Regions from separate parts of the Homo sapiens genome. Here region 2 is linked to region 1. Evidence: chromatin loops called from intact Hi-C (ENCODE). Cell type or tissue: ovary. All regions are shown on one strand. Links, peaks and the distances in the headings refer to the core of each region. The heading gives the core; the rest is flanking DNA. Region 1 has its middle 4.7 kb from the start of OSR1. Region 2 overlaps LOC105373456 (a long non-coding RNA gene).

Region 1 (4,397 bases), core at 231-4,230:
AGGCCAACCAAAGTCTGGGTTCCTTCTGGGCGGGGCAGGCAGGAAGAAGCCCAGGAAGCTAAGAATCCCTCCGGCCGTTCGGTGCTGCGGTATCCCATCCCCCGCCTGTTTAAGAGAAATTGATCACGTTAAGCGGGCCCTGCGTCGCTGCGCAGTGCCCGGACTACCGCTTGGATGGATTGACAAGGGAAGGACGCAGGACACCTAAGAGCAACAAGGGTACTTTTTAAGCGAGGTTACATGTGTTTAGGACTCGCGAGGACGTCACGTTTCGAATTTGGTAAAAGTCCTCGGTAGCTAGGACCCAACAGTTCTGCCCTCCTGGAAACCCAATGAAGGTGACAAAACTCCCATCTCATTACTGGGAGTCCAGCGCACTCCGCCACCGCGGCTGCAGCTTCTGCTAGCTCGGAGCCTGCGGACTCCAGCCGGCGCGAACTCCGCCGCGACTCTTTCTGGCTCTCTCGCTCACTGCCTTCGGGGCGGAACCGCGGGCGCCGGAGTGGTCCCAGACTCGGCTGGGACCGGGCAGCCTAGAAGAAGGGTCCCCTCAGTAGAGACCAGGCCTCCAGCTCTCCGTCCGGCGCTCCGCTCCACAACCCGCCAGTCGATGTGAGGTCCGTCAAGGGAGCGATCCCTCCGTCTGCCCGGGCTTCCGGGCTGTGGACCGCACTGAACCCAGTCCCGCAGCAAGCCCTGCTGCCGCCTTTTCCTGGGCACGCCTGCGGTGGTGACGGCCCGCTGCTCATGTCTCCACGCCAAACCCCAGCCCCTCTCCCGATTCCTGCTCCTTGGTAAAGCGCCCCAGCCTGTCTTCGGAGTGAAAATTGAGCAGCTTCCAGAAAATTAACTAGAATGTGGTCTATATTGCTTTGAGTTGTTTTGGATTCAAAAAAAAATGAACCCCACCTCTCCGCACCCCATAGCCTAAAAAAAAAAAAAAAAGTCCTCATTTTTTCAAATGAAGTTTGCTCAGCACTTGCGAATTTTTGCTTCCAACGCAACTACTTCCTGTAACTACTTTGCAGACAATTGGGGGTCTGCTCGTTAGAAACCCCCTTACGCATGTACAGGGCTTTCAAATAACCTGGAGATTTAGGCGTCCCTCTGTATTCATTTAGATGATGGATAGTAATGGCTCAATAGTTCCTCTGGAACCATTACGGTCAATCAGGTCAAAATCCAGCTTGGGGGTGGGAAGGATTTTTAAGCACGGGAGGTAGGTAACAGGACTCCTGCGCACATTTGTTCAGATAACACCTCTGATAACGTAATGCAATCCAGGGTCCTTAAGAGAACAGATGCCAGGTGAACGCAAGAGCGGGTGTTTTTTGTTGTGACAGCGACAGACAAGTTACAGTATCAAAACTGAAAGGGAAAGTGAACTGTTTTTCCAGGCAGTTCCCGTTTGGTAAGTTCTTTACGGGCACACAAATGTAACTCTTTCACCTTAATAAATGTAACAATACATACACACACACACACACACACACATATACCTTTGGTTTGTAAAAATATGTGTGACATGAAGCATAAATACTAGCATGGAATTGCATGGGCATACGATCATCGGGAAAATGGAATGATGATGTCTTCTGTTGTGAAGATCAAATGTAAAATGTATGTAAAAGACGGCATGGGTTTTTACTTTTTACACAAATTTGAGTTGTCAGACTATTTTAGACACATCCAGATCTATGTACTAAGGTTAATGAACTTTTCCTTTTTCCAAGGTGTAAATAAGTGCATTAGAAACAAGGCAATGTCTAATCAGCCGGGGATGTTGGAGAACAGTAGTTTGAACGGAATTGTGAATAGTTAGGGTGGAATCCTGCAGATAGAGCCACCTACTGCACCCGCGGCGCTGGGTCCTTCCGGGCTGCACCGGCGGCGGGTGGCGCTGGAGGAAGGAGAGTTCGCGGTAATTAAACATTTCCAGACACCGGAGGGTTATTATCTGCAGAGCGATTTCCGGCGATGGGACTCGGAGAGAGTCCGGCTGCGAGGTTTCGAGATTCTGGGACGCAATCCTAAAGAAAACGTGCCCCCTGCTGGCGAGCAAGCCACATCTCGGGACCCCTTCTTGGAAAACTCGCAAACCCACAGTATCCTTATTTCACTTTGCCCAAGAGTATTTTAGTCCTTCAGTTTTTCTTTTCTCAGTTAGAAGTTTGCTGCTACTCATTTAAAAGTACGCACACGCTTACCCTTCCAAAGAGCAAACGGAGGAGGAATTTCTTCTCGCCACGGGGTTTCTGTTTCCCTGCCCCAAACCAGACGTCCTTGCTCTCAGATGGATGAGGGCTTTTGTTTGTTTGTTTGTTTGTTTTTAAATAATCCGAAATTCCTAGCAACTATCTGCCGCCGTTCGCTTCTGGTCCTGGGAAGACGATGAGCAAAGATCTACTGGGACCCCATCCTGCATTTGCAAGCTCGGTCCGCGTGCCCCTCCCGGCACACCCGGAGGTGAGAAGTGCCCTCCGGTGCCTCCGTCCGCAGCCCCTCGTAGGTCTGCACGTCCTGCTTCGGATCCCAAATCCTGGCTTTCTGAAGAAGCGCGGGAAGAAGAGAGAGAGTCTGTTTCCGTGAATCGATTTCCCTGAAACACGTGAGGTTTCCTATCCTCTCCTTCCTCCCAGACCATTAGATTCCAGTTCCTCTGCTGCTTCCTTTTTTTTTTTTTCGGATTTCCGTACAGAATATTCTAGCAGGACCCTCCCTTGTCATCATAGCTCTAGGTATTCAGATAGAGACCTGAAGAGAGAAATCCTAAGAATATACCTATTAACAAGCTCTTTGGTTAATTCTCTGTCTACAGAGGACTATGCCACATTGCATAGAATGAGTTCCTAAAGTGTCAGGTCCACTCATTGGAGCAAAATACCCAGAGAAAACAAGCAAGAAAAGGGCAGAGAGAAAGACAGATTCCCTACCTGCTCCAAGCTCTTAGAGGAAGGCTGTGTCCTCCTGCTGCCCATCACTCACTTTGCTCCTCTGAGGCAGGGCCTCCCACTTCCCTATCCTGAGCTTGCAGTGAGGGGTGGAAAGGGAGTGGACCCAACTTGGACATTCCAAAGAATTACTACATTCACCAACCCTCCCTAAGTGATGCAAAGCCGCGCTGTGCCTCACCTAATGGATGAGTAGAATTACCTACTGAATAGAAGGAGGCCAGGTGCTTCTGCCTCTTTAGTGTTTATACCAGGGGTGCTTCCTGGCTTCAGACTGTCACCCTGAAGAGGTGCTGAGCCCCCAAGGCGGTGGCCCAACTAGAAGGGATGCTATTGCTCCTGGGAACTTGAAAGGCATCCTACTGGATGTGGCTTTAATACCTGGTGTTCCTCTACCAAGTGCAACTTAAACTTAAGCATCAGTTTTGGGGAGATGAGAGGGATGGAAGGATGACAGATTGGAATTGAGAATGTTCCACAAAGGGAATACAGTGAACTGGGAGGGGACCACCCCATCAGCAAAAATAAATAAATACAAATAAATCTTTCCTTCTCTGATTTCTAGGAAGTTAGACTCAGGAGGAGGAGTCATAGAGTCATATTTGTGCATCTGAGTTACATCACAATGTAGTGGGGATTCTGCACACAGCGGAAAACCACAATCCCTTATTTTAGCCACCCTCAAAAGACAGATATTCTTCCTCCATGGTCTAGGCTGGAAGTGGGGGGACACTTGAAATGCCAGTTCCCACCATAACTCTCTTCCTAGGTGACTCCAGGCAAATGAATTTGCTGGTCATATCTCCAATTCCCTACATGAGAACCTTTCCATGGAAAAGAAAAGCATTTGCTGAAACACTTGAAGTAGATACAAAACAAAAAAGAAAATATATATTAGCATATGATTTTCACTTCAAAATGACCAATGGTCGGGTTTAGTATATTTAAGTATTGGTTTTCATATCACATGTCAACAATAAAGAAATGGAGAGAAAACTTAAAACTAAAGTATTATAATCTATCTATTCCAGATAGAGAGTTTCTGGAATCATGACTTCATTTGCCAAAACTTCATTCTGTAACAAACATTTCAGGAGATTATCTAAGGAGGAATAAGCCATGTATCGTAGTCAGGATAGTTCATTCTTAATTTTCAGAGAAGACAGCTGATGGGAGCTGTGCCAGGCTACCAGATCCATACAGATAGGAAAGGAGATTAGTTCTCAGTGCCCAGGGTCCTGCACAGGCAGCAAAGTGACTAGGAGCAGGAGTGCCACTGCAGGATGCCTGGATAGGGCATTTCAGTCTTAGCCAACCTGGTACAAGGGCCACCCACTGAGGAAAGGGAGGGCCGGGCACATACCCCAGTTCAGCTCAAGGGCGGGTCAGTCAGCTAGATCCTGCCTGTGTGGTATTGGAGAGTTAAGTTGTCAGTGGTTTAGGAAG
Region 2 (4,397 bases), core at 127-4,126, 610 kb before region 1:
CCCTCCATTACTATATTTCTGTCATCCTTCTTCCACAGTGAGAGTCTTGGCTCGCAATGACATCAACACATTTACTCTATTCTACAATAGCAAAATTAGTTTTAGAATTGCTGAACCCAAATGACTATATATTAAAAACATACTCGGGAGTTGCAGATTTGTTTTAGTTCAATTTCCTAGACTGAAGTAATATATTAACAATACTGTCTTCTATAGTTGCTTGCATTCATTTTATTTTTTCTTCAGTATGATTATTTTCTTTTTCTTTTTTTTAAATTTTACCTTAAGTTCCGGGATGCAAGTGCAGAATATGTAGGTTTGTTACATAGGTATACTTGTGCCATGATGGTTTGCTGCACCTATCAACCCGTCAATCTAGGTTTTAAGCCCTGCATGTATTAGCTATTTGTCCTAAGCTCTCCCTCCCCTCTCACCCCAGCCGCCGACTGGCCCCGGTGTGTATTGTTCCCCTCCCTGTGTCCATGTGTTCTCATTGTTCAACTTCCACTTATGAGTGAGAACATTATTTTCTTCATTTCAAATACAATTGGATTTGTTTCTTTTGCATTTAGTTTGAGGTTTTCCCTACCATCTTTGTTAATTTTATTTTTTACTATGTGGAATACTACTATGCTTCCCAAAGTCCAAACTACAAAATTATACACTCAGAGGAGTGTCACCCCTTCATTCCTGCTCCTCTGCTATCTAGGTGACAAATTTTGTTTATTTTAACCCTTCTCATGTTTCCTTATGTTAAAAAATTAGGTTTATATGTATTTTCATATTCCCTTTCCCATTTGCATAACAGATGACCTATATAGTCCTTTCACTATTTCTTTATGAAGACCCTATATAATACATTGTATATAACATGTTGTTGGACCCTGCCTTCTGCCCTGTTCTTGCTGTGGATTTATAACACCTTCATATTGTGGCTATGTAGAGAAAAGATACCTCTGAAGCCTTTTTTCTGCACTCCAAGGCTTAACATAGAATTGGCCTCTCATAACCTTTTTTTATATAATTGATCTGATTATTGAATGGAACAAAAGGACAGCACTGAGCTATAACAGCGCATACTGAACTGTGATCACCATGACTCTGAAGTTGAAACCCTGCAGTCTTACATGAAAGACTCAGCTCCTTCTGTTATTCACTCATATGGATCTTACACAGCTGCCACCCGGAAGTACTTGATCCTCATTCTAACATGTTTTCCAAACCTTTAAGAATTTGAAATTCCATTTTAGTTGTCCAGAATTCTCTTTCCACCTTTTATGCCCGGTCAACATTTAACCATCTAGTTAAAGGTGAGTGATTTGTCTAACTTACTTGTTAGATAGCTCTCGTTAAACTGCTCTGGCAAACTTAGTATTTCTATAACAACACTTTAGAAACATCTCAACTATAGCACTTTTTGGCCTGTATTGGAATAATTGGTTTACGTTTAGTCCCATAGCCTCCGCTATGAGATTTTGAGTTCCCTCGGTATCAGGACCCTTCTTTATCTCCAGTGATTAACACAGTTACTGCTTAAAAATTGTTTGAATAATTTAATAAATTGATAAGACCTTTCCCCACTTTGAATCTTAGTTTATTTTGTATGTTTAAAAAAGGGTCTACTTGAGATTCTACAGTATTCATTTCAAACTCTAACAGTTTGAAATCTAGAAGATGAGATACCTCTCTCTTTCATCTTCTAGCATTCTTTATATATATACATATATTTCTTGTTTATTATTTGTTTCTAGTTTATTATGTATCTAGTTTAAATATATATGTGTGTGTGCATATATATATTTCTCCTTGACTAGATTCACCACTGACAGGAAGGGGGCGCCATTTAACAGCCTGTGGAGAAAGAAAGTTTTTGTGACTTCTTTTATAGAAAGGGATGGTATTATTATCCTAGCTGAAATTGAAATATATTTTATTCTCCTCTCTGAAATGTCGATTTACTTAACATTTGACATTGGAATTGAGAAAAAAGCCAAGGATACCTCATCTAAGCTCCTTTGCAAATTATGCACAGCACTGATTATTCTCCTTCTAAATTTCATGTGGGTTTATGAAAGGTAACAAAGAATAGTTGATAACTCTTGATATAACAGAAATGTATTAATACATATCATGTATATGACTATGGGTGGATGTGTGTGTGCATTAATTACAGTGTAACATCTGGAATTTGGGGAGGGTTACTTTTGAGCAAAAACTGACACCAAAGTGTACTTACAATGCCTATGTCTACCAGGATAAGCAGAAAAAGCATTTCTGTCTGTTTGTTGTGTCACTTAACAGACGCTTTGTATTAAGATGGTGTCCATATTTCAAGGCCTTTAGCACCTGAAACAATTCAGAACCCAGACCATGTGGTGGTCCCTTAGAATTCTACGTATCTCTGAGGTCTAAGTAATCAGACTCAGGACCAGGCTGTCTTATTTAAAGGGGAGACATCTTGGTAAAAGCCTCTTGAAGCTGCCTGTTCCTACTTTCTGGTTACCTGAGTTGTTTTGGTCTAAGTTGCTTCAATTGTCTGGGCCCAGCCCCACAAGGCACAAATAGGTTTGTTATTTTAAGAGGCAACCTGAAGCCACTCTCTCGTGCAGTTACATAAATAAGACCAGGCTGGCTTGGAAAGGGTGTAAATCTCTGGCCAAAATGAGAGAAGGGGGAGTCATTTGCTTTCAACCACAGTTAACATGCTGACTGAATTTCCAAATAAACTTTTATCTCTTAAGACTGATTGCTAGTGATGGTTATAAAAATGAGTGTTAGAATGTAGCCAAGGAAGTGACCACACCTTTCCAGATTCTTCCTTAGTTCTGTCTTCAGTGGTTATTTTCCTAAAAACCAAGAAGAGGTAGCTCTGGTTCCTAGGTGTAACTCAGCTTTCTTGTAGACAGAAAAGAGGAGTATCCCCCATCATTCAGCTTCTCTTGTACCCCCTCTTTTCTGCAAATTACAGTAAACAAAGGTGAACAGGAGAGATGAGTAAGAACACAAATCTTAACCCAGTCGTTTCTTTCTGCATGGGGTGTGCTGAGTCGTCCTGCCTTTGCCTTCTTGTATTGCACAGAAAAACCTTCAAGCAGCCAAAGGAAAATGCCTCATCTTTGAGTGAAATTCTTGTAGGTATTGCAAAAGGAGTTAGAGGGACTTATCCCGCCTGCACATTTCTACAACATTGTACAAGTTAGAAAATGTTGCTTGTAGATTGTAGTTGACAGTGTTCTTAGAAAAGTAACAACCGTAGCATTTCTTTGAGGTCCTACATTCATTTAGCTTTCTGCTTTCTTCTCCCTTGATTTAGAATTTTATTTTTCCTGAAGAACAATTTTTTATGCTGCCAATGCACACAATGCAAAATAGCAAAAATTTGATTTTTCTCCCACAATTAAACTATACTTTTCTACATTAGGTTAGATATTCGTGGTAAAAAGCAATAATTATGAATTATTGTTTTTTCTCACTTTTTAGAATCTGCACATCTTAAAATAGTTTTAAGCACTTTTAAGGAATTTGCTTCAGTTTGTTTTGGATGACATTTATTTTTTTCCTCCCTCTGAAACAAATATATTTTTTCTTTTTTCTTTTATCCCTCCTCTTTTGTAATTCATATTACCAATGAAAGCCCTTTTGAACAAGCAAACGAAAATCCTGTGATAATTGAAATAGAAGCATCCAAATATGATGTCCTGGTAAATATTTATAAATATGAGATACAGACTTTCTTCTGATGCCCTCAAATGCTGGTCACCATAGAGCACTGAAAAGAATTATGACTCAATAAACTGCATGCTGACATATAACTAAATAAGTAAATAACTGGAGTGAAGGCCAACTGCTGCTTAACAGCTTCCCCAGTTACGTACACACTTTCAAACAAGCATGAAATGTAGGTCTCTGGACATCGCTTAAAAGAACCACAAATAAACAGAGTGTGATCCCACACTCCTATTCCTTCCGGACAGCTAGAAAGCTTGGCTGGGAATTGGGGTGGTTTTTGTTGCTCTTCTGTCCTGTGCACTGTAAACACAAACCCTGCTCAGAGCACCAGGGTCGTGCTGCTGCTGACAGAGTCACTGAGCCTGGAAAAGTGAGGAGTCGAAGAGCCTGTGACCTTTGGCCCATCACCTCACCTCCGATTTTGCAAAGAATCACGCTCCAGACTTGGATACGTCGATTGTAACATCTGGGCTAAGTCAGCCGAAGGGACAGGGAGCCTGATTTGCCAGTTCTCAAGTGTGGCTCTCTTTTTTCACATGCAAGATATATGTTAAGCTCAAGCTCTGCAGTTTGGGGTCAAACAGATGCCAAAATAGTAGAACATTTTCATGGAATACATACCTTTTACATTAAACATAAGGTTGAAGCTGAAAGGCTCGTTAGATGTT

The links. Peaks named below come from ENCODE experiments on the same cell type or tissue, not always from the same donor. Only the 100,000 strongest peaks of a DNase experiment are listed, where the experiment ranks them.
Region 2: it touches region 1 in a loop (10-fold over the local background); 91 of 110 quality-filtered maps call a loop at or near these places.

What each region holds. Positions count from the first base shown.
Region 1 is chr2:19,361,132-19,365,528 of GRCh38, forward strand. No RefSeq gene overlaps it. Among named protein-coding and RNA genes, the nearest start is that of OSR1, 4.7 kb to the left of the region's middle. RefSeq lists an enhancer at 2,173-2,974. In ovary, for the core only: a CTCF peak has its summit at 2,046 (motif pointing left); a DNase peak (open chromatin) is centred at 2,020; H3K4me3 peaks cover 2,253 bases.
Region 2 is chr2:18,748,272-18,752,668 of GRCh38, forward strand. The region is part of intron 4 of LOC105373456 (a long non-coding RNA gene); the gene reads left to right. Among named protein-coding and RNA genes, the nearest start is that of NT5C1B-RDH14, 160 kb to the left of the region's middle. In ovary, for the core only: a CTCF peak has its summit at 1,836; a DNase peak (open chromatin) is centred at 1,831.